2 separate regions of the Mus musculus genome follow, and region 1 is linked to region 2. Evidence: chromatin loops called from intact Hi-C (ENCODE). Cell type or tissue: left cerebral cortex. All regions are shown on one strand. Each heading gives the region's core, and the rest is flanking DNA. Links, peaks and the distances in the headings are about the cores only.

Region 1 (11,106 bases), core at 2,118-10,117, 59 kb before region 2:
ACCTGAAAGTATTACTGACCCCTCCTCCCTTATGTTCCGGAAGCGTCTTTATTCTTGTAGCTCACTCCTGATTCCAGTTGGATAGTAAAATGTATTTTTCTTGCTTATTTTTTCCTGCAAGGGATTAAGTTCAGTAGCTTTCAAAAACTTGTGTTACAGTTACAGCTCTAGGGAGGTGGCTGGGGATAGTTCTTCATATGTGAGTCAATTGTTCCCTGGCTGGTGTTTAGGTGGCTTGTTTGGCTTCTATGTAAATTGGAGCCTTCGGATACATTTGGCTTTAGATTTCCCAGACTAGATACAGATGCAGGGTAGGGGGATTTGTCTCATCTCACTAAAAGAAGAAAGGCACGGATGGTTTCTTTGTTCAGTGCTGCATGGCTGCATCATGTCTTCTTACAGGTTTGTCAGCGCCAACCTCTGAGCAGCCTTGCAGAGCAGGTTTTGCTGGGGACGGCAAAGGAGAGGCTGTCCAATGGTGTGTTGGCAGAACCCAGAGTAGAATTTAGATTTGTTTTCTTGAGAATTCCCAGATCTGTCCCTGGTCTCCTGCACTCTAATGTAGACTTGCTGAAGATCACCTGCCCATAGGCCATCCACCTAGAGCCTTTCAGCTCCTTCTGGGTTGGTTCACATCCGAACCTCCGGTGTTCTTTCATCTGTTTCTTCTTCACTTCTCCATCAGCTGTGGATGTCCTCAACCTTCAGGGCATTCTTTGGTTGATGAAAGTTTGCCTCCTGGGAGGTTCCATTCTAGGAATGTTGTGAGAATTCCTTTCCTGGGGAAGCAGCTATCTTTTCTCTACAAGCTCCTGAGAACACACCAAAGTATGATCCTGGGGAATCCACAGTTCACCCAGAGAACCAGGGAAATTTGGGGGCTTACTTTGGGTAAGAGACTACTAGTAAGAGTGGGGGGACTCCAAAGCATTAGCACCCAGAAATCTTGGCTTCCCCATGGCTTCATAGATGGAGTTCCTACCAGTTTGCTTTCCCAGCCTATATACTCTAGCACCTCCGGAAGCTACTTGCAGTTAGGGCAGAATTTCATACAAATGGCTGGGAGACACAGGGGGAGAAGAATCTCCCTCTCTAAGGGTAGAGAAGTCATCTTCCCTCTAATGATCCCGTGAGGGCTCTTGCAAGCAGGCACAGCTTGTGAAAAATACAGTTGTTTTGCTAAAGGATTGTGTTCTATAAGGAACATCTGGGGATCTTGCCTCTGACCCACCAAGCTATTGGCAACAGGAACTTTGGTAGAATCTTTATACAATGCATGGAAGCCTTTTGAACCCTACTCGATTTCTGCTTGTCACATAAAGTCATTCATTGGAATGGCATGTCCAGCAGCTGAGTAAGGCACCTCTGTGGCCTTTCGAGTTTCCTGCCTTTTGCATCTGCATTGGGTCACTAGAGCTTACTCTGAAAAAGGTTGACAGAAGAATTGTTACCATTAGTTTCTAATGGAGAAACCAAGGCTCAGGGAGATTTCAGTGTGATTTAATTTAACTGAAATTTGAATCAGTTTGAATGCAAGCTTGATGCTGTAGGTTCTGAAGATGATGTTGTCAGTAGGGGCTAACATGTGCACTGGTACTATTACTTAACAATTGTGTTACAGAGGCCTGCCAGAGAGGATCTGAAAGGCTGTCTTGTACTCTAGGGTGGCCATTCCAGAATAGTTCTTTCTGGCAAAGCTGGAACACGAGGACATAGAGTTAGTGGGATGGGAGATCATCTCCCTCTGTTTCTGCACCTTTGGACAACCTGCTCAGAAATGTATGGAGCTCAGCCCTCCCTGGGTCACGCTGTGGCTCTGATGTTCAGGTTGCTGCTCGAACTATAAAAGTCTAGCCTTCTTTACCAAGTCATGACAGAGGTGCTCCTAACCTTTCCAGCTTCCCCTTACTCTGTTTTCGGCCCTCCATTGCATGGCACTCCTTTGCTATGGCTGTAATGATTAGTTTACCTTTAACCCCTGTGGACCAGATGGAGAGCGCCTCTGTTTGGGTTTGCATTGTAAGAAGCACATGGATATTAATGCTGTAAACACAAACCATTCTCTGCCTTCTTTGATAGAACCTGATTCAACTCTCAAACCACAGTTACGCTTTCTCTTCCCACTCTTCTGCTTTTTACTATTGTTGAAGCTTCTTGAAATGACTTATTTGAAGAAAAAAAAGTTTTTAATTCTTAAAGCTAAATATACTATTTGAAATATCTGGGAAGATGAACCAGTTTGTCTACTTTTTTTTTGTCCCCAAAGAAAAATGTCATTGACTAAAGTACATGTACTTGTTGCTTGTGGGGTGCATTCTGCCAAAGGCTCCCTGTCAATGGCGGTCAGTTCTTCCTTCTTTCCCTCCTGCTACCTCTCCACCTTGTAGCAATTCCCAGCCTTGGTGCTGGTGCCTGGTCATCTCTGTTGACATATGTGCACACAAAGCTTTCGTTGCCTGTATCAGTTCATTTAAAGACAAGTCAGGCCGGGCGTGGTGGCGCACGCCTTTAATCCCAGCACTCGGGAGGCAGAGGCAGGCAGATTTCTGAGTTCGAGGACAGCCAGGGCTACAGAGAAACCCTGTCTCCAAAAAAAAAAGAGGTTCAGGGTGTGAGGAAGGTGTAACTCATGGCCTTCTGTCCAGAACTGTCCTTTAGGAAAGAGGTTCTTAAACATTTGTGACCATAAAAGCACATTTGTCAACTTTTTGTTCATTGTGTTATGCCTTTAAAACTTGTACCTGGGAATTCATAAGTGAAGGTTTATCTTTTGTGATCTGTAATTTTTAAATTAGAAGTGTAGGTTACTCTACAGTTGTACAGTGCTATAGGTCCCAAAGTATTTCCAGACATGCATGTTATCTGCTTTGTCCTTCGTCACCCCCTTCCCCACTGTCCTCTTCCAGCCTGCACTCCTCCTGCTGATCCCACCCCCTTCTTCCCCATGATGGTTCCTTTAAATGTGTCCTCTCCATATGTATGTAATGTCGCTCTCGATCAGACATAGGCTCTCGTGGGTGGTAGGCAGACTCTACCTCTGAGCGGCATCAGTTGCCCAGTAACAGTTTATCGTAAAAGCTATTTGTTGTAGGGCTGGACAGAGATGGCTTGACAGTTAGGATTGCACTGCTCTTGTAGAGGACCCAAATTCTGTTCCCAGCACCCATGTTAGGTGGCTCACACCTGCCTGCAACTCCAGCTCTAGGGGGATTTGAGATCTCTGGCCTCCTCAGCTCCTTCACTCACACACAGAGAATTAAAAATAAAGTAAATCTTTAAAAAGTTGTTGTATATTCACTACAACAATATGGAGTGTGCTCCAGGAATCATTTGTTAAACAAAGACTAGATAAAAGAAACAACTTTACACCTGAAAACTAAAATTCCTTTAAATTCTGAATTTTGAGATAACTTACAAGCTTTTTATGTTTGAGATTTATTTGTTTGCTTAGTCAGTGTGTATGTATTTGAGGGCATGTGTGTCACTGTGCATGTAAGGAGGTTCTGTCCTTCCACAGTATAAGTCCTCTGGATTGAATTCAGGTTGTTAGGCTTGGTAGCAAGCAAGTTTACCCACTAAGCCACCTCAGCAGCCCTGTTTGGGATATATTAATACATTCTGACCTAGTGTATGCCTTAAGCCTTTTTGTGTGGTTCAGTTTAGTGTCTTTCTGTATGCAGTGCGGCAAGCCTTTCAGATTCTCACATTCAGAGCAGGCTGGCAGGCCAGTCCTTTACAATTCCCTCCTGTGTAACATGATTTCAAGCAGGGTGCTTACTTAGTGAGTCTGAAAACTGGAAACAAATTTATGGCTTGGATTCCAGTGCCCAAGCTGTTTTATTGAGACTGTTTTTCTTAGAGTCAGTGACTGCTCATTGTCCATCAGTGCTGACTAATGATTGATTGAATAACGACTGGATTAGCACGTGCTAATATCTTCCATTGAGCCGCTGTAGCATAGGCCAGGGTTCCAGAGTCCTTACTGTCTGCCATGAGAAGGGACACTTTCTATAATCTTTCCCTGTACTAGCATCATGTGGACTTCCCACCTTCTTTTCCCTTTCCTTTCCTTTCCTTTCCTTTCCTTTCCTTTCCTTTCCTTTCCTTTCCTTTCCTTTCCTTTCCTTTCCTTTCCTTTCCTTTCCTTTCCTCCTCCTCCTCCTCTTCCTCCTCTTCTTTCTCCTCCTCTTCCTCCTCTTTTTCTTTTTTCCCTTTTGTTTTTCGAGGCAGGGTTTCTCTGTGTCCTGGGGCCTCTGTCTCCCAAGTGCTGAAATTAAAGGCATGCACCACCACCTCCCAGTCCCAACTACTTTTTTCATCCATATGTTCTCAAGTTGCTCTTTTAGAACTGCTGGTCTCACAGAGCTTTGTGAACCTTTGGAAACATCAGAGCAGCCAGAATCAGGTTCTCCTCCACTGAGCCTTCCCTTGATGGGTGGCTTTTCTACCTTACTCTGCATATGCAATTGGTTTCTGTGTGTGGATATATCTTGGTATGTATCTCAACAGATTTATACTTATATCTTGCTTTTACTTGTCGTTGGTGTGTATAGATTAACCACTACAACAATATGGAGTGTGCTCCAGGAGTCATTTGTTAAACGAAGACTATGATATGAAATTTTTCATAATGGCTCACCTTTACCATAACAGGCTAGATCGGTTTGCAACTATACTGACAACCCCAGACCTCCTTCCTATCCTCCGCTGCTCTAGCACTCTTTCATAAAACTTATTTTTTATGTCTGCTGCTGAGAAATGAGTTGCAGCCAGTCTTTGCATGGATCTTGAGCTGATCATTCTGTACAGGTGATGGGTTGCTAAGCCATCTGGCCTTCTTTCCCAGGTCATGGTGTAAGTTTGCCCATCTTCTCAGGGCAAGTGACTGTCCTGTGACTGTGCCTAGTCTCTCAGCGCTACAAAGTAAGCTGTGTTCTGTTGCTGCTATTTTTCAGTCCTTACAACAGGCAGTGGCTTGCAGTAGTGCAGACATAACTAAAATTCTGTGAACACAAAGTGGCTCCTTGGTCAACCACCCACTGACTGTAGTGCCATCAGTTCTGTTCTCAGCTTCCTTGCTTCAAATGGAGACTGCTGTACTTGCTGTGGGGTCCAAAGGACTGAATGTGACAGGATCTGATACACTACTTAGACTCTTCATGGACCTGAGCCTTCCTCTCAGGTTATCGATCTAGTTAATTTATCATCTCCCAACTATATGGCTTAAAAAGTTTTATTACATTTATTTTTGTGCAGGAGTGGGTGGTATGTGTGTCTATGTATGCATGTTATGGCGTGAGTATGGAAGTCAGACCACTTGTAGGAGTTGGTTCTCTTTCTACTATGTGGGTTCTGGGTTTTGAACTTAGGTTTGGTGGCAAGTTCTTTTACCCACTGAGCCATGTTGCTGACTCTCAGATATATATATTTAAATGGAAATTGTAGATAACATGCCATAGGAATTTACTAAGTAAAGGAATCTTGATGCCTTTTCTTTCTAGGTGGGGCTTGTTTGGGGAAAGTACTGAAAGCATGTAAGAAAATTTCCCTTGGGATGAGAGTACTTTTTTTTCTTGTCAGGTCTACCACGAATGCTTTTATAGTTGAATTTTTCTCTTGGCATTATCCACTGAAGAGGAGAAGTATTTTCTATATCTATTCTAAAATGTGTTCCAGGACAGTCTTAACGTATAGAAGGACACCCCCCCCCACACACACACACACTTACTCATTTATTTAATGTGTGCCCACATACACATTAAGTGGACATTTAAACTGTGGACAAACTGACAAAAGAGGACAGCTTTTGTCAGTCAGGTCTGTCCTTTACCCGTGTGGATTCTACAAATGGAGTTCGTCCGTCATGTACAAGCAGGCGCCCTTACTTCTTGAGCCACCAGCCCTGGAGGAACTTTTCAGTCTCAGGTCTGTGTCCTCCTGCCTGCGTTGTATGCTCTCAGAGTTACAGCGTATTGATTTGATGATTGAGTGTATAGACAAGATCTGGCTCGCTTAGAATTCCACTTCTTTGTAATATAATCCAAGTTCAAGAAATATGTCAAAATTCATAAATCAAGCTGTCACCATTAGTTTCTTGAACTTACAGTTCCTGCTACAGAAAGTGAAATTAAAATTCCTATCTTGAGGATACATTCAGAGATTTCGTTTGTTGCAGCTGTACCTTTTTTTTTTTTTTTTTAAGGCAAAGAGGAAGGCTGCCGTGGTAGCTCCATGGTAGACCATCTACCTCGCCTGTGTAGGGCCCTACATTCAATCCCTGGTACTGCCAAAAAAGCTAAAGCACTGCCGATGTTTTATTGTTGGACTTCAGGACTCCTCCTTTTCTGTTTTGTAATAGGCGTAGTCAGCTTGTTCTTGTGTGGGAGGGGCATGGCATGCTTTAAAAGGGAGACTTACAGGAACTGCAGGAGCCATCTGTTGCTGTTACTGCTGCATGCCAGGGGTCCATGGTTTGTGCTTCCTCGTGCTACCCTACTGCCAGTTGAGTCAAACTGCTGAACTCCAGGTTCAGTGAGAAACTGTCCCAGAAGACAAGGTGGAGAGTGATGGAGGAGGACACCTGATGCTAACGTCCGGCCTTCGAGTGCACATGTAGCAGGCTTGGTTTTTAGCTTGTTTAGTTTTTTTCTTACAGCACCTGAAAGTTAAGAGGAAAACACACACACACACACACACACACACACACACACACACACACACACACAGAGGCATGGATCTAGAGGTCCTGTTTGTCCCTGATAGGAGGAAAATGGCCACCATGGTGACTATAGCCAGTCTTCCTTCCTTTGTTCCCTTTGCATGATCTGTGCACATGTCCTTACCTTGTTCAGCCAGTATCTAGGGTTTATCAGAATTTCAATTCGGCTTTTATAGAAAAAAATTAAAACATTAGCATATGATCTGGGGAATTTTACTAACAAAAATAATTAAAAACTCATATCGAAGTGATCAGGGGCATTCTTGAGTGCATATCAATTTGTCAGTGTGAAAGAGAGGCAGAGGCAAGGACACAAAAATGGAAAGATTATTCAATCCTGTAGTGTGTTGGGTTTCTTTTTTTCTACTGCAGAGGAATAAGATTTGTATTTACCTTCTGCTGGTTTGGGCATGTTAGCTTTTGGTGAATGAGTGCATGTTTCACATTTCTATTGCATGTCAGAATCTAATGAAAACCCAAGTAATTTTGACACTGTAAAGTTTCTATCTCTGTAGCTGTCATTAGTTTGGGAAAATGGGAAAGTTTTTATTTCAAGTGTTAAACTAGCCCCTTCCATTTCTGAGGGAGCAAAAAAGATGGAACTGCCTAGCATACATCTACAGCATTGTCAGCCTTTGGCATGGCTAATTGTTTGCTTTTCCTGGCAGCAAAGGATCAGAGTTATATTATTAAATACCAGAAAAAAAATCAGTTTTGAAGTAATTATCTGGCATCTCTTTCTTTCAAAGCTTATCTTATTTTGGTAGAATTTAATTTCATACTGTTATATTTTAGTAGGAGAATGGCATCGAGTCTCCCATGCTGTGATGTTTAACTCAAGTCTGTGTTACTGCTGGGTAGCAGTTGGAAAGAGGCCATTTCTACTCAGTTCTCCAGATAGGAGCTACCACACTGTTCTGTAACCATGGCAGGGACCTGAACTCTAGTTTAAGTATGTATTTGCCATCTGCTCTGCACCAGCTGGTGTTCTAGACAGTGAGAATGTAGAAATGGATTTGGCATAGTGCCCTCTTGAGGAATTCATGTGCACAGGGAGACAGATGTAAGAACTTGCCATTTAAGTGAGTTCTTGAGGCTAGCCTGAGATTGAGTGACTGCGGTGTGTACCAGAGAGATGGGAAGGCTCCACTGAGCTCAAGATGAGCCGGGTGCCTATGTGAAAAGCTGAGGGAAGCAGGGGATGGGCATCATGCTGTGGGCTGGCCTCGCTCACAAGGGGAGTGCCGGTGCCTGTGAGCCTGGCTTGTGGCTCAGCACTGGGTTTTGCCAGCTGGCCTCTTTCTGCATTTAGCTGGAATGTGAGGACAGTTATAGCCTTTGGAGACTATCAGAGATTTCATTTCTGAGCCTTCTTGTGCTGTTTTAAAAATGGACTTTCATTGTGCTACCTGCTTACATTTGCTTTTAGTTATTTAAGACAATTGCATTTGGTGTTCCCCTAGGCCCTTGTTTACCGTTTTTCTCAATTTGTATATCTCTGTCTTTGTCTTTTCCACTGCCCTTCTCTCCGCTTCCCCATCTCTTCAGTGGACTTTCTCCTAGTGACTTAGGGGTTTTTAATTTGTTCCTGTTCTGTGGGATTGTCCTCTTTAAACATGGAGGGCCCATGGCTCCTGTCTTGTAAGCTTGTCCTCAAACTGTGCTTTGCTTTTGTCTCCACCTCCTGACATCACAGAAGGTTTATCCACCTCTTGCCAATTTAACATTAGAAAAGATTCTGAGACTGGTGAGATTGCTCAGCAGGTAAGAGCACTGACTGCTCTTCCAAAGGTCCTGAGTTCAAATCCCAGCAACCACATGGTGGCTCACAACCATCTGTAATGAGATCTGACACCCTCTTCTGGTGTGCCTGAAGACAGCTACAGTGTACTTCTAATAATAATATAAATATATAAATATAGATGTATAATAATAAATAAATAAATCTTTGGGCCAGAGCAAGCAGGGACTGAGCAAGCAGGGGGTCAACCAGAGCAAGTAGGGTTGATCAGAACAAGCAGAGGTCCTAAAATTCAATTCCTAACAACCATATGGAGGCTCACAACCATCTGTACAGCTACAGTATACTCACATACATAAAATAAAATAAATAAATATGAAAGGAAGGGAGGGAGGGAGGGAGGAAGGAAGGAAGGAAGGAAGGAAGGAAGGAAGGAAGGAAGGAAGGAAGGAAGGAAGGAAGGAAGAAAGAAAAAGATTCTGATGCTATGCTGACAATACAATTTGGGCCCATTGCCTGCGTGTGGCAGTTGTCTTCCTGTGTTCTGTCTGTAAACATCTCAGTAAACTGTAGCCCTGTTAAAGGAGGGGTTGAGAGTTTTTCATGAACTAGCAGCCTGTGAGCTCCAGAATTTTACTCTCCTTGTCACTGGCCCACTGAAGACCTTTGAGCTACTCCCTCAGCAGTGCTGAAACCCTGTCCTCTGCAGATCTTATCCCAGTTTCATCCTGGGGACTTCTTATTTCCTACTCTGGATTTTCACTTCTGCTTTTACAAAATTATGCAAATGCCCTTCCAAGGATTAAGCAGACCATATCCCACCAGTCTTGCAGGAGCTACGGAGAGCAGCTGTGCGCCAGGGGCCTGCAGTATTTCCTCTGAACTTTCCTTGACTGCCTGCTTCTTGTATTATTGTCTTCCCTTTAGCACAGCGCATGGAAACTCGGTTGTAGAGAAAATTTAAATTCCAGTGGTTTTGTTTGTTTGTTTATCCCTTTTTCTTTTTTTGCTTACTCACTAGGCGACTCTTCACATGTTTAATTTTTGAGTCTTACTTCATTTAGAAAGAAGAGGTAATTTTCCTGAGCTCATGTTTGTTGTGAGAACTAAGTCTCATTAGTCCAACAACACCAGTAACAATCTTGTATGAGTGCCTCCAGTGTTAAGTACTCCAGTGATTATAGCATGGCTTTCTTTAGCCTGTGCTCCTCACAAGCCTGAATCCCACTATGTCATTTGGCCTTTCTCAGTGGAACATATGGGAACCATCTTCTAAGTACACCTCCTTGGTGGCTGGTGGTTGCTTCTCGTCCCTCAGTCTTGTGCTTTGTCCAACAGAGCAGGCAGCACCCATGAAGGGTTCCAGTAGTGCAGAGGATGAGCTCCCTGCCAGTTTCTTCTTTGCTTGTGAGCTTCCATTTTCTTCCCCCACAGTGTGGAAGTGGCTTTCTCTTGTTAGCCAGTTTCCTGGTACCCAGCAATGCTTGGTGCTAGGCTCTATAAAGAAAATGGCCGCTTTACTGCTTTATGTAGCACCCAAAGCAAAGCTCCTGCCCTCCTCTGTGTGTGTGCACAGTGCTGGCAAAGCCTGGAGCAGAGCTGCTCATTCACGTAAGCAGAGGGCCAGTGCTGTTTCGCCATCATCTCCTTTCATTGTGTTACAAGTGTCATTGTTTAGCTCTTATTTCCTTTAGTTCAAATTTGTATGAAAATGCTGACACACCTGGATTGAGAAACATTTCAAACCTTAATCATTCTTTTATATATTTGTGTGAAAGCATTTCTAGTCTTTTCTTGACAATAAACTCTGACCCAGACAGTTAGGAGAGCGAACGCAGGAGCTAGACTTGATGCTGCATTCATTCTCTGTCCTTTCCACTCGCGCTCGCTGCCTTCATAGTGGCTGCCTTCCTCTCAGCCATTCCTAAATGGAGGTGAAGGGGGCTGTCGATACCCTAGTAACCAGATACCCCATAACTCCTTATCCCACTAGCAATAATAATTTGTATGTATTTGGAAGCTCTGTATTTCTTTTCAGGAAAAGTATTAACTTAGATACTCAGATGGGAAAAACAGACATGTTGAGCCTTAGTCAAGAGCTTGCAAAGGCTAGCTGCTTCCACACTGGACATCTGTAGCATCAGTGCCAGCAGCAGAGTGAGCACTGTGCAGTCCTTACACTGTGCCTGGCACCCCTTTGAGCCCTTGCTTTTATCAGTGTATTTATCTTCGTGATACTTTTTGAAAGTGGACACTGTTATCCCATCTTCATTTGCAAACTCAGGTATGTGGACATTAAATAACTTGCCTGGGTCTCATAGAATCAGTGGTAGAGAGCACCAGAATCTTGCCAGACACATTCTCAGTTTCCTTATCTGCTCAGCCCTGGCATGACCACGGCTTAGGAATTGTCACTGGGGCACCTAGTTATCCAGGGCTGTTTCTCTTAGGGTTTTCTATGGTGTGATCATAGGATTGATTTATATCTGCAAATGTATGTGGGATAACCCATATCTTTCAAGTATGAGAGTTATAGTGGCTTTTGTAAATTAAGCATGAATTCCCTTGGTTTTCCAGATTATTTTAAGTTAAGTAATATGGAATGCAGTCTTGAAACATTGATCTTTCCAAAAAAGAAACATTGATA
Region 2 (11,106 bases), core at 1,487-9,486:
CAGTAGGATGAGGACAATCACAGGGTTAGTAAGTACTCAAAACCGCTCCAGTCAGGTACCACCTTGGAGGTGAGTCTGCTGCTTTTATTGTTATTATTACCTTTCCTGATGTATGCAGAGACACTGAAGAGAATGCCCCTTACAGAGCTTTGCCTGCTCTGGACTAAATGGATTCTGATGAAACAACTTTTCCACTGTCTCTTCTGCTGCAGAGTTCTGTGCAGATGTTTTATAACAATCTCTCCACCCAGCACAGGGGCCTTGCTGTGTTTTCTGCTCTGGCTGAGGTCTCCTTTTAGGCAGTAAAGCTCAGCCATGACACTGTTGCTGGGGACCTGGGTCTGACTGAAGCCTAGTACTCTCCCCATCTGTCCCCACAGTGACAAGGAGGAAGGTGGCTGTGCAGCTTGTGCCATACGTCTGCATGTTCCTTAACATCTCACAGCCCAAACCTGACCCAGGCCCTGAGCACGCTACCTGTGGCTAAGTAGTTAAATCACATAAACTCTGCGTGCAAAGGCCACAGCTCAGGTACAGCCGAGTCCGGCTGGTAAGCAGCACACTTTCCAAGAGGGAGGGGGCACGGTGAGGAAAGCACCCCCGGCCGTCTCCGTGGCACCGCTCGTCCGCCCTGTGTTCGGTGCATGTGCTGGGCACTTCTCAGGGTGCCGCATGCAGCAGCCCCTCTAGTCTCAGAAGTGACGTCAGAGTGCTGCCCCAAACACAAATGGAACCACTTGTGGCCCCAAAGCCCTTTGGTGTGGTCTGGGTTAGAAGTGGTATTGGTTGTTTCTGATCCTGAAACCTGTAGTGTGATAGGGATGCCAGACTGTGCCTGCTTTGTACCACGCTCTGCTTTGAAGTGGGCAGTAAAAAGGACTCCAGAATGTGTAATGTACAAAATTAGTTTCAGTGCTCCAAGATCCTTCACCACCAAAACCCCGGGAAGACAAGGGACCTGTGAGCACAGCCCTTGCTGGCCACAGACGCATTTGGAGTGGGCCGTGCATCTGATGCCTGCCTGGCAGGGAGAATGTCGTCTTCCCATGACTTCACTGCCAGCTGGACGGGCCCACAGTGTGTTTTCTCTCTCATCTTGGATGCTGGATGATGCACATCTGGAAATGAAGGAGAAGGGCCGGAACCCAGCCAGGGTCTAGACAGAGAGCGGTATGTGGCTTGGTTCCCCACCCTACCCACAGATGCTATCAGGAAGTGAGAGCTTTCATAAGGTGGGGAGAGGTGTGGGCTTCGCGGAGGAGCCCTTGAAACAGTATCTCACCTCATCTTTAAAGGTCACTCTAGGAAAAGTAAGTTGTGTGTTGTAAAGATAGTGAGTGTGGCCTTCGTTTCTTAAGTACAGGTGTGGGCTGTGCACAGAGGAGCCAGTCTCCCGGACAGTGCTGTTGAGGCATTTGAGAGCTCTTCAGTATCACGTATCTCTGTGACATTTCTTTCTGTCTCCCTGTGGCTGAGTGATAGTTCTGAGGTGCCTTCCCCTCTGTATAGGCAGAAGCTACCTGCTGTTCATAGCAAGTATTGAGAACGTGTATTCTGTATTCTTCATATTGCGACCTATAATTCACAAATGTGGCGATTTTTTTCTTTTCCACCCTCTTGTATTTGTTTTCCCGTTTTGCCACTTTGGGCATTGGCAGTGAGCCATTAATTAGTAAGTTGGCAGGTGTGCTCACATGACTTGAGCTGTGATTGTTAGACGACATTAAGACAACAGGCTGCAAACCATGAAACAGCACATGGAGCACTCACTGAAGCTTGGAGCACAGATGTTCCCTTGTATTAAAATACAGTATGCAGAAGACGTTAGATACCAGATCGTCCGACAGTTTAGAGCAGTGTTGGGGGCTGGTGTGGGTGGTTTGAGGTGGTTATTACATACCCTGTTTTCAGCACCATGCTAGAAATGCTGGAGGAGCTGTCCCCATTAAGCCTTCCTCTGTAGTTTCTGACTGACAATAGTGTGTAGTGAATGAGTGTTGATAACCAAAGATAATGATGAAAGTTAACAATGATGTAAATGAACTTTATAATGAAAGCAACCTTTGGTTGTCTAGGAATGGTTGGCCTCTGCAGAGAACCCTATGGCTTTGTGGAAGAATAGACACCTCTACTCAGCGAGCACCGCCTCTGCCCTATCTGCCTCTTCCTCTTCATGATCCCTCCTTCCAGCGTCTTTTCTGGCCATGATTGTAGCGGCCTTTCTTCCCTGCGGTAACATGTGCCATGAAGCTGGGCTTTGCGAGTAGCATGCTTTACCTTCTTAATCCCGGCTCTGAGGGCGGGGGTTGGGGGAAGGTGCTGAGCACACTTTGTTCCTGGTCTGTACCCCCCCCCGCCCCCCCCCCTCCCCTGTGTTCTCCCTGCTTTGTATGAAGGAAGTAAGCACACTTGTCTTTTTAGTAATGTAGACCATTTCCAGAAATGGTAGGGGGCTGCTTGCTATGTGCCACAGTCTCAGTTTGCAGTTTGAAAGGGTGTCAGTTAATTGTGACGCAGGTGTTTATTGTTCACTCTACTCCTCAGAAAACCCCTGCAAGGCATGCATGGTTCATAAAGGCCCTTGAAGGAGATTTGTCTGTCATTGACTCCCTTCTCACGGTGCAGTTTATTGGAGGAGCTCCAGCCTGCTGTCTGCCCTATCGCAGTAGCCCCTGCCAAGCTGTATGCACGTAAATCCCGGGCCTTCGCTGACTCGCTGTCTAAAATAGCTTTTCAACATACTGTGTAGGTAAAGATGAACTATTATGTGATACACATAAACAGATATTATATGAAGCATGGGTTTGGAAAACGTACATTTCATTAATAGCAATTTAAATGTCAAAGCTTTTTACTTGAATTTTAGGATATACATGTACTTCGTATAATATCTGTTTATGGATATGTTTTGCCAACCCTCATTCTCAGCAGGCTCCTAAACACAGTTCTGGCCTTGACAACAGTCATCCTTGGACTTAAAGTCTGTTGAGTTTGATTTCTGGAAACATTCTGCCTATAGCCAAATGAAGTCTGTCTTATTATCAGTAGCATTTTAACTCAGCTGACTATATTTAAAATTGACTTGACCATGAGTCTGCTGGTTGGTACTGAGTTGTTGGTGAAGATTTACCTACAATTTTCTGCCCTACTGTTACTGAGCCACCTAACCTGTTCTCAGCCTCGGGCTTAGGGTGGATCCACAGAGTTCCCAGCCACACAGGTTCTTCCTAGTGCAGCAGCAGTGGTCTCTGTGGCCTAGGTCACAACACCAGAGTGTTGTGCAGAAGAGCTCCAGCGCTGATTGTGGCCCTTTCATGGCACTTTTGCGACAAACAGGCTCATGCCTTCTATTTGTAGTAGCTATGGAAACAGGAGAAGCGCTCTCTCAGGAGCTAAGCACACAATAAAAGACTTCAAGTGTTAGCAGGATTAGAGACTTTAGAAGATGTTGAATTTTCTCCCCCACTCTTTCTTGTTCCCTGTTCCTTTACAGAGGGAACAAGAGGGCAATGTGAATATTAACTGGGACTTGTTTTAATCTCCCTTGTGACACTTAAGACTGTCTAGGTCTGCACTGACTACTCAGGCTGCAGCCTTTCACCACACTAACAAGGAGACCATGCATATTCATGACCCAGCGCTGGGAGCAGACTACTCTGAAGATTGTCTTACAGGGTTTCTCTTTTCTGTTCCAGTCTTCTGAAAGAATACTTTCCTTTTGTCATGCATGAGTTCTGAGTTCTGGTCAGGTAGGAGGAAGGAGCTTGGGTGCTGTTGCACAGTAGGGTGACTAGTTAACAGTAGTGCACCTTAAGTTTCAAGAAGTCGAATGTTCTCACCATAAAGAAGTAGTAATGTTGGTGTTAACAGCATTGCTTAGTGAGTAAAGGTGCTTGCAGGCATGGCAACCTGAGTTTGATCCCAGAACCCACATACAAGTGACAGAGAGAACTAACTCCACAGAGCCTGGACCCCGTGGAGTGCCCAGCTAGCACAGGTATTCTTAGTTCCCCACCCGCACTGATACCCCCCTTCCTGGTCCTGCAGCAGCAGCAGCAGCAGCAGCAGCAGCAGCAGCAGAAGCAACATGACGCTGACTGCTACTGTGCTCACTGCGGCTTAGGTCAAAATACCAAAGTGTTCTGCAGAAATGCTTACCTCCACACATGCAGCATAGCACACATGCTTCCCTCACACATGTATCACACATGTGTACCCATGCACACACACAATAAAAAGGGGGAAAGAGAACCAGCAGGGTAGCTCATTGTGGGGTAAAGGCACTTGCTCTGCAAGCCAATCAGCCTGAGCCCAAGGTCCAGAACCAATCAATGTAAGGGTGTATGAAGAGAACCAACCCCACAGAGTCGTTCTTTGACCTCTACAGCACACAGTTAAGTGACAGGTGCTGGTGTTGGTAATTTGTCACTGACTTCTGACTTCCCAGGTGCTGTGATGTTGGTCCCAGTATGCTCTTGGGACGATAGTTCTCTCCAACCCCTCCACTGCCTGCATGTCCACGTCTTGGCACTTGTCACTACCAATTTTAGAAATGACAAAATGCCTTTGCTCTTTGGCCTTCAAGGCCCTTTGATTGCAGGTGCTCTTAGAAAAGTCTTAGCAACCTCAAATTTGTTCAAGCTCACTTATCTTTAAGTTAATAGCCAGAAAGTTCCAGAAAGGAGAAAATGTCTTGCCTCTATCATTTTAAAGCAGGTAGTTCTACCTGTGAGCCAGCCCCGCCTCCAGCCTTTTACATTGTCTTTGAGTTTATGCTGCAAATGTTTGCTCCTTTAGCCCTTCTCGTAATTGCTGCTGCTTCTTCTCTATAAAAAGTGAAAGACGAGTTGGTATAATGATCGTGTCAACTCAGGTGTACAAAGAGTCACAGCAAATAATTTGTCCAGAAATTACTTCTTGTGTAGGAATGTCTGGCACCACAAATGTTATTTTCATTTTCTATAATAGCTCAGAGTGGAGACTCACTGGCCATGGAAAGGGGGCGAATTGCAAATCCAAATTTTATTTCAGTATTTGTGGGATTCCGTTTTCAGAAGAGAAGCAGAGCCTTATAAAGGAGCTGGGCCTGGTCATGACGGATGGCAGACAGATTGCCAGGTGAAAGCAATGATAAGCAGACTCCACATCCGCCAGCAAGCACAGCGGCTGCTCTTTGCCTTCGGAAACACTTAGCCATTGATACCCTCAAGTGGTTTCAGTGATAAACCTTCAAAGACCAACAGATCGTTCATTCATTCATTCAAAACTGCTAAGTAGGACTCCTCTCTGTGCCAGGCTCTGTGCAGGCCCCATAGTCCCACAAACACGAGCCCAGCCCTATGCTGAAGTTCTGAGAGAGGCTAGACAGAGAAAGGGTCATGGTTAGGTAGAGACTGCCCTGAGGTGATATAGAGAGCTTGACAGAGCTATAAGCCAGGGTTGGGACAGAGACGGGACAGTACAGCCTTTGAAAAGCCTGTAAATGCCCTGATCATACAGTACCCTGCTTTTAATGCTTGAGTCTTGGTAGTGAATAGATCAAGTTTTACTTTCCTGTAAGGTTACTGAACTAGAGTGAAACAGTTTAATTCCTTTTTTTTTTCAGTACTGTAAGAAGAGCACCCACCTTTAATAATTCTGACAGCTTCTCTTGAACTTCACTTCTGATTTGGAAATCTAGAAGTGTCTCAGAACCAGTCCTCTTGCCAGAGAAGCCTAGGGCAGACCCAGAAGCTTGGTCTGACGCCTTTTAGAGCCACATGCACCCCACTCTTCCTCTGGAACTGCCAGAGTGAGTGTATCTAATGACTGTCAGGAAAAGGGTCCTTCCTTTTGTGTGTGTGCTGGGAATCAATACCATTACCCAGTGAATGCTATGTTGTGCAAGCACACCGAACCACTGTGCTCCATCCCCAACCCTCCAGATTTGATTATTCTGACTCTGTTGATCATGAGCAGATAGGCCTATTTCTCTGAAAATATATTTATAATAGCATAGGCTCCTTGGTTCCTTCTGGACCAGAGTGAAGACAAGAGACAAAAGACAAAAGAAAGCCTGTCCTCGGTAGTGCCTGTCTTACAGGATGCTGTATAGCAGCAGTTTTCAGTTCTCATGAGTATTACACAGCTCCTAGCACCTAAGTCATCATGAATAATGCAGTGATGTGACCTCAAGCTTCTATCAGAGGTGGGGACACCGCGCAAGGCATTTCATTTGCGGGCCAGGGTATGGGGAGGCAGTGAGGGTCATGTGCTTTCAGGGCATGAGTGTTTCACACTGGACCTAGCAAATCCTTCACAGCTGAGGCTTTGTCTCTGAAATACTGAATGAGAGAAATTCCATGGTGACTCCTAGGAAACCATTCTTACTGATAACTGCACTTTAAACAGAACAAGTTTCCTGTCTGATTTTTTTTCCCAGCGCCTCTGACTTGTCTGCAGAGCCCTTCTGTCCTCCCTAGTGACTTGACAAAATGCCCAGGAGTGCAAATGTACTGCTGTGTTCATAAACCTCAGAGTGGCTGCTCTGAGCCTTTGTCCATGTGTCTCTCTCTGTCTGTCTGTCTGTCTGTCTCTCTCTCTCTCTCTCTCTCTCTCTGTGTGTGTGTGTGTGTGTGTGTGTGTGTGTGTGTGTGTGTGTGTCAGATTCTCACTCAGGAAGCCATTCTCTGGGCCTGGTCACTGACTCCCATGCTGGGCCCACAGCGCATGTGTGCTTTCACAGCTTTTTAAATGGGTTTCTCATTGAGTGCATATGTATTCTCCTTCTACCTCTCTAGAGGATCCCATCGGTATTCCTGTACACCTCCACTGCTTACCTCTAACAGTCATGGGAGTTAGAAAAACAGGGAAGTTTTCTGTTAAATTCCTTCACTCTGGCTCCAGTTATGATGCAGTGGGTGGTGTATGCTGTGCGAAATCTCACTGAAGACAACAGCCAAAACCAAGATGTCATTGCCAAGATGGAGGAGCAGGGCTTGGCAGACGCATCCCTACTGAAGAAAATGGGCTTTGAAATTGAAAAGAGTGGGGATAAACTGATTCTGAAGTCTAATAATGACATCCCCCCGCCTGTAAGTACCCTCTGTAAGCTGTCCTCAGTCCCTCCCAGAAAGCTGCCCCTGCATCTCTGTGACTTGGAAGTGAGAGGTCTCAGTAGGGAACATGGAAGACTAGAGAAGCTGCCTTCTGACACGGTTACTGACAGAGCTGAATAGCACTGCAGATAACTTTTTGGGCAGACTTTATGATGCCATTTGCTTAAAACTACAACTCATGCAGAGCATGACATACAAAAGATGCTGAAGTGTATTCATGGCAGAAACAAGTTCCTGACCAGAACGAGACTTTCCTGTAAGGAGCAGAGGTCACTGCAAGAGTTTGTGTGCTGATGCATGCGTCCTTTAAGGATCTTCCCAGTCCCCCAGTACCATGATACCTGCAGAGCTCTGATTTCTCCTTTGTCTGATGGTTCTTGTAAATAGATGTGCTGTACCTATGATGCTGTTTCTGTTTTTTTTCCATAGTGAATGCCATCTTCATATGAACACATTCAGATTCCATCTCACGGACCTCTCATCTCTGCAGTGTATGAAATCACAAGTATTGGACATGTAGGGTACAGATGAGGGAGCCTCCTAATCCTTTAGAGTAAATGAGTGTAAGCTACAAGTGGACGTTTTCTTTATTTCTTTGCAGTAAGTGTTACTGTCTGCCTCACCTTTGTCCCTCTGGGTAGAACTCGCTTTCCCGTCATATACATTGTGCTTACTGTTGTAGTAATAAACGTCTCTGTGGGCACAGCCCTCACTCGGCAAAGACTGGGACCCTTGATTGGATTCTGCACGCCCTTTCAGATGGCAAGTGTGCTTCATCCCTTTGATTCTCTGCTTCTCATTGGATTTCTGAACTCTGGCGGGCACTTGAAGTAAGTTTCTCACTGTGATTAATTCTACCAATCTCTTTTCTCCCCTTCTGCCTTTCCAAAACATTGACATGACTCATTTCCAGTTAATTAATTTGAGAACCCACCCTCTTCATTCCATGCACTGCGTTGTCACAGAGCCCTGTCTTAGAAAGGCCGTGAGAATGGGTGAGAGACCATGTGGCCACTTAACTGTTTGCATCCCAGGTGGACTTAGAGTTAAGAATTCCTTAAAAGTGATGCTGACATCTTGCCCATATCCATGCTGCCTGACACAGAAAGGAATATTGTACTTTTTTTGATGTGCAGTGCCTCTAGTGTGCTGTGCCTCATGTGAACGGGGCGTCCATAGCCTCTTCTGCTTAAAAGTGTGGCTGTCACAGAGACAAGCTAATCTGGAGGAGCGAGGATATATTGGTATCGAGCTTTAGTTCTATTTTTGTAGCAGGTAAAACTGGATTATAGAAGGCACTGGACTCTGTAGCTACCTGAATCACTAATAAAATCACCTTGATCTGATGGGCCATGTTGTAGAGGGCTTACCATTATTTTCCTGAACAAGCTTGTTCAGAACTAAACTATCCAGAGACATCACACTCATGTTTATACTCCCGAAGTGAAGCCAGTAAAGAACCATCCAAAAGCTTCATGAAAATACTATCCCAAAGTCGAGTTCTTGTAAGTTTCTTTATGTCCAATTACCTTGTGTTCCAAGAATGGCTTGAGCTATTGATGAAGTAACAGTTTCCCCATATGTAGCTCACTGTCTGTTATGAAACATCAGATTGGAAGCCTAGAGCAGTTAGGATGCATTTGAGATGTTCAGCCATTGCAAAATGTAAAATTCACAAAGAAGCCATTCCCTTCTGGGGCACCAAGAGTTAAAATCCTTTCTCTATAGCGGTCTGGCCAAAGGGAAAGCAGCGGGGGGCCCTTTCTCCTTTTAACAAGTTTACAACGGACATTCTTCTTTCCTCTCAATGGGTGTGTACACACCAGTGGAGTCACACAAACATGTCGGTATGCACCATATAATAACAAACACAAATCAATAAAAGGAGCCTTGTGAGAATGCAGAATCGGGTATGGCTGTGTGCTCTAAATAGGAAGTGTGGGGCTTGCCAGAGTGAAAACATGCTGATGACTGCATTGTGGCTCCTTTTGATTCCCTGGAGATGAAGGGCTGAACACAACAGCTTCCCTGTGCTCCACCAGAGGGCTTGGGGCTTCCCAGAACCTTGTTTTACACCCTATAGAGGATTAATTTGCCACCTCAATCAGCCCTTTGTGGGGGTGGGAAGCAGGGTAGCCCCACAAAATTTGTAAAGCTAAAAAGAATAGTTTTGTGACCATATTTTTTTCAAGAGCAAACTGACAAAGCTTCTGGTCTACTTCATTTTCACAGATAGAAAAGAAAGGATTCTCGACTTGGTAGTAAGGCCAAGTATTTGCAGAGCGCTCTCCTATCATAGGAGAGACTTTAAAACGTGTTTTCACAATTTTAGGGCTGTCCCGTTAGAAGTTGTCCATGTGTCTCATGGTTGCTTGGGGATTATTGAAAAGCAAAATGTCAAGGTGCCTAACTGGCTCAGTGTCTCAGAATCTGACCACGGCACTCACTTCAGGAAGCACTAGATCACACTCTTGCAGAAGGAGACACAGAGAGATGATTAGGGTATAAAAGGAAGACTGCTCGTTAGCACGCTGAAGCTCAGATGTCTGCCTGTGTATCTTAAATCTGTCCTCCTCTGAAGTGACTCATAACACCACCTGCCATTTAAATTGTATGTAGTAGTTTTTCTTTTATTTTTCAGTCTTTTAATTTCTATCCAAGAACAGAAAAACTTAAAAGATGTCAGCCAGTAATTTCTGCATGAGGAAAACCTGTTTAGAAATGATCCCATCATCGTAGGTTTTGCACATAGCAGGCTTTTCTCTGTAGAGCATCGAGTCAGTCAGGTGTCTAAAGGCAGAGAGAGAGGCTGAGGAATGGTCCCAGAATCCCAGAGAGTATAGAGTCCATTGAGGGAGCCAAAAGGCCGCTCGGTGCTGTCCAAGGTTCTGATCCCTCAGCCCCTGTCAGCCTCTCTTCTTGCTTTCAAAGTTCTGGGGTCGTTTTCCTCTGGCACAATGCTTGTTCTCCCCTCTACACACGTTTACATACTTATTTGTAGATCAACTGCTACATCCTGTTTAACTATACAAGTTTGATTTGTTGTCTACAGTATATATGAATTTTTAAGCCAAGCCTTTTCTGTCCATGTGTGGCTATACTGTTAACTCCTTCATCACTGTCACACTCTTCTCATAGCCATAGAAAATCCATGAGTATGACTAGATTTGGGTTTTTTTTTAAGTATTTGCTAATTTTTTTTTTTTTGAGACAGGGTCTCAACATGTACCCTGGCTGGCCCAGAACTCACTATGTAGTCTAGACTGGTCTTGAACTCACAGATCCACCTTCAAGTGCTGGGATTGAAGGCATGTGCCACCATATCCAAGCCAACTGTTGTCTTCTTTCTCTGTTTTAAGACCTTGACTTGCGTCCTTTGTTTACTGGTGTGTGTGTGTGGTGCTTGCTCTCCATCACTAGAGCCAGAGCTTGGGTCCCCTGTTAGCTAGGAGCTAGGGTCCTGCTCTGTCACCAGCAGACACTGAAACAGATTGCACGAGTAGTCTGTGATTCTCAACTCTGCAGACCTGGATCATAGCGCGGCCCACCTCTCCAGAGCCTTTGAGGACGGAAACAGGTAATCATAGAAAGAGCTTGCTTATAGGAATAAGAGCTTGAGTCAGCGTACTCGCTAAAATGGTCCAAGGTCACACAGCAGTAGATGTTAACAACTAATCGGTATAATTAACTGGATAAGAATGAGTGAGAAAAACATGTGGCTGTTTTTCCTGGGAGCATGGAAATTAACTGTGGCAGAATAGGCTGCTGTGTTGCCCAAGACACAACACAAAGGAAACCATGAAGATTTTAGATTTCACAATCACAATGTCCGATTCACAGCTGCACTTGTTATTAGCTGAGTAGCCTTGAGTAAAGCACTTAGCCCCCTGAGCCTTCGATTCCCCTCAGAAGGCCAGGTGCCAGAGACAGGAGTGAACAGGACGGTCATGGCCCCTTCCATCATGAAGCAGCATTCTCACGAGACTGATGGGAATTCTACTAAGAGGGA

The links. A loop is a pair of places that touch in the nucleus more often than their neighbours do. Peaks named below come from ENCODE experiments on the same cell type or tissue, not always from the same donor. Only the 100,000 strongest peaks of a DNase experiment are listed, where the experiment ranks them.
Region 1: it touches region 2 in a loop (5-fold over the local background); 4 of 42 quality-filtered maps call a loop at or near these places.

The regions. Positions count from the first base shown.
Region 1 is chr15:85,395,688-85,406,793 of GRCm38, forward strand. All of the region lies in intron 9 of Atxn10 (ataxin 10), which reads left to right. Among named protein-coding and RNA genes, the nearest start is that of Gm23517, 50 kb to the left of the region's middle. In left cerebral cortex, for the core only: no CTCF peak of the experiment used is centred there; DNase peaks (open chromatin) are centred at 6,397, 7,715 and 9,794; H3K27ac peaks cover 1,941 bases.
Region 2 is chr15:85,455,395-85,466,500 of GRCm38, forward strand. Atxn10 (ataxin 10) reads left to right here. Exons shown (of 12, transcript NM_016843.4): 11 at 6,886-7,073; 12 at 7,527-8,443. The coding sequence ends at 7,529. Among named protein-coding and RNA genes, the nearest start is that of 7530416G11Rik, 42 kb to the right of the region's middle. In left cerebral cortex, for the core only: a CTCF peak has its summit at 9,147; DNase peaks (open chromatin) are centred at 3,338, 3,630, 6,436 and 6,907; H3K27ac peaks cover 1,801 bases.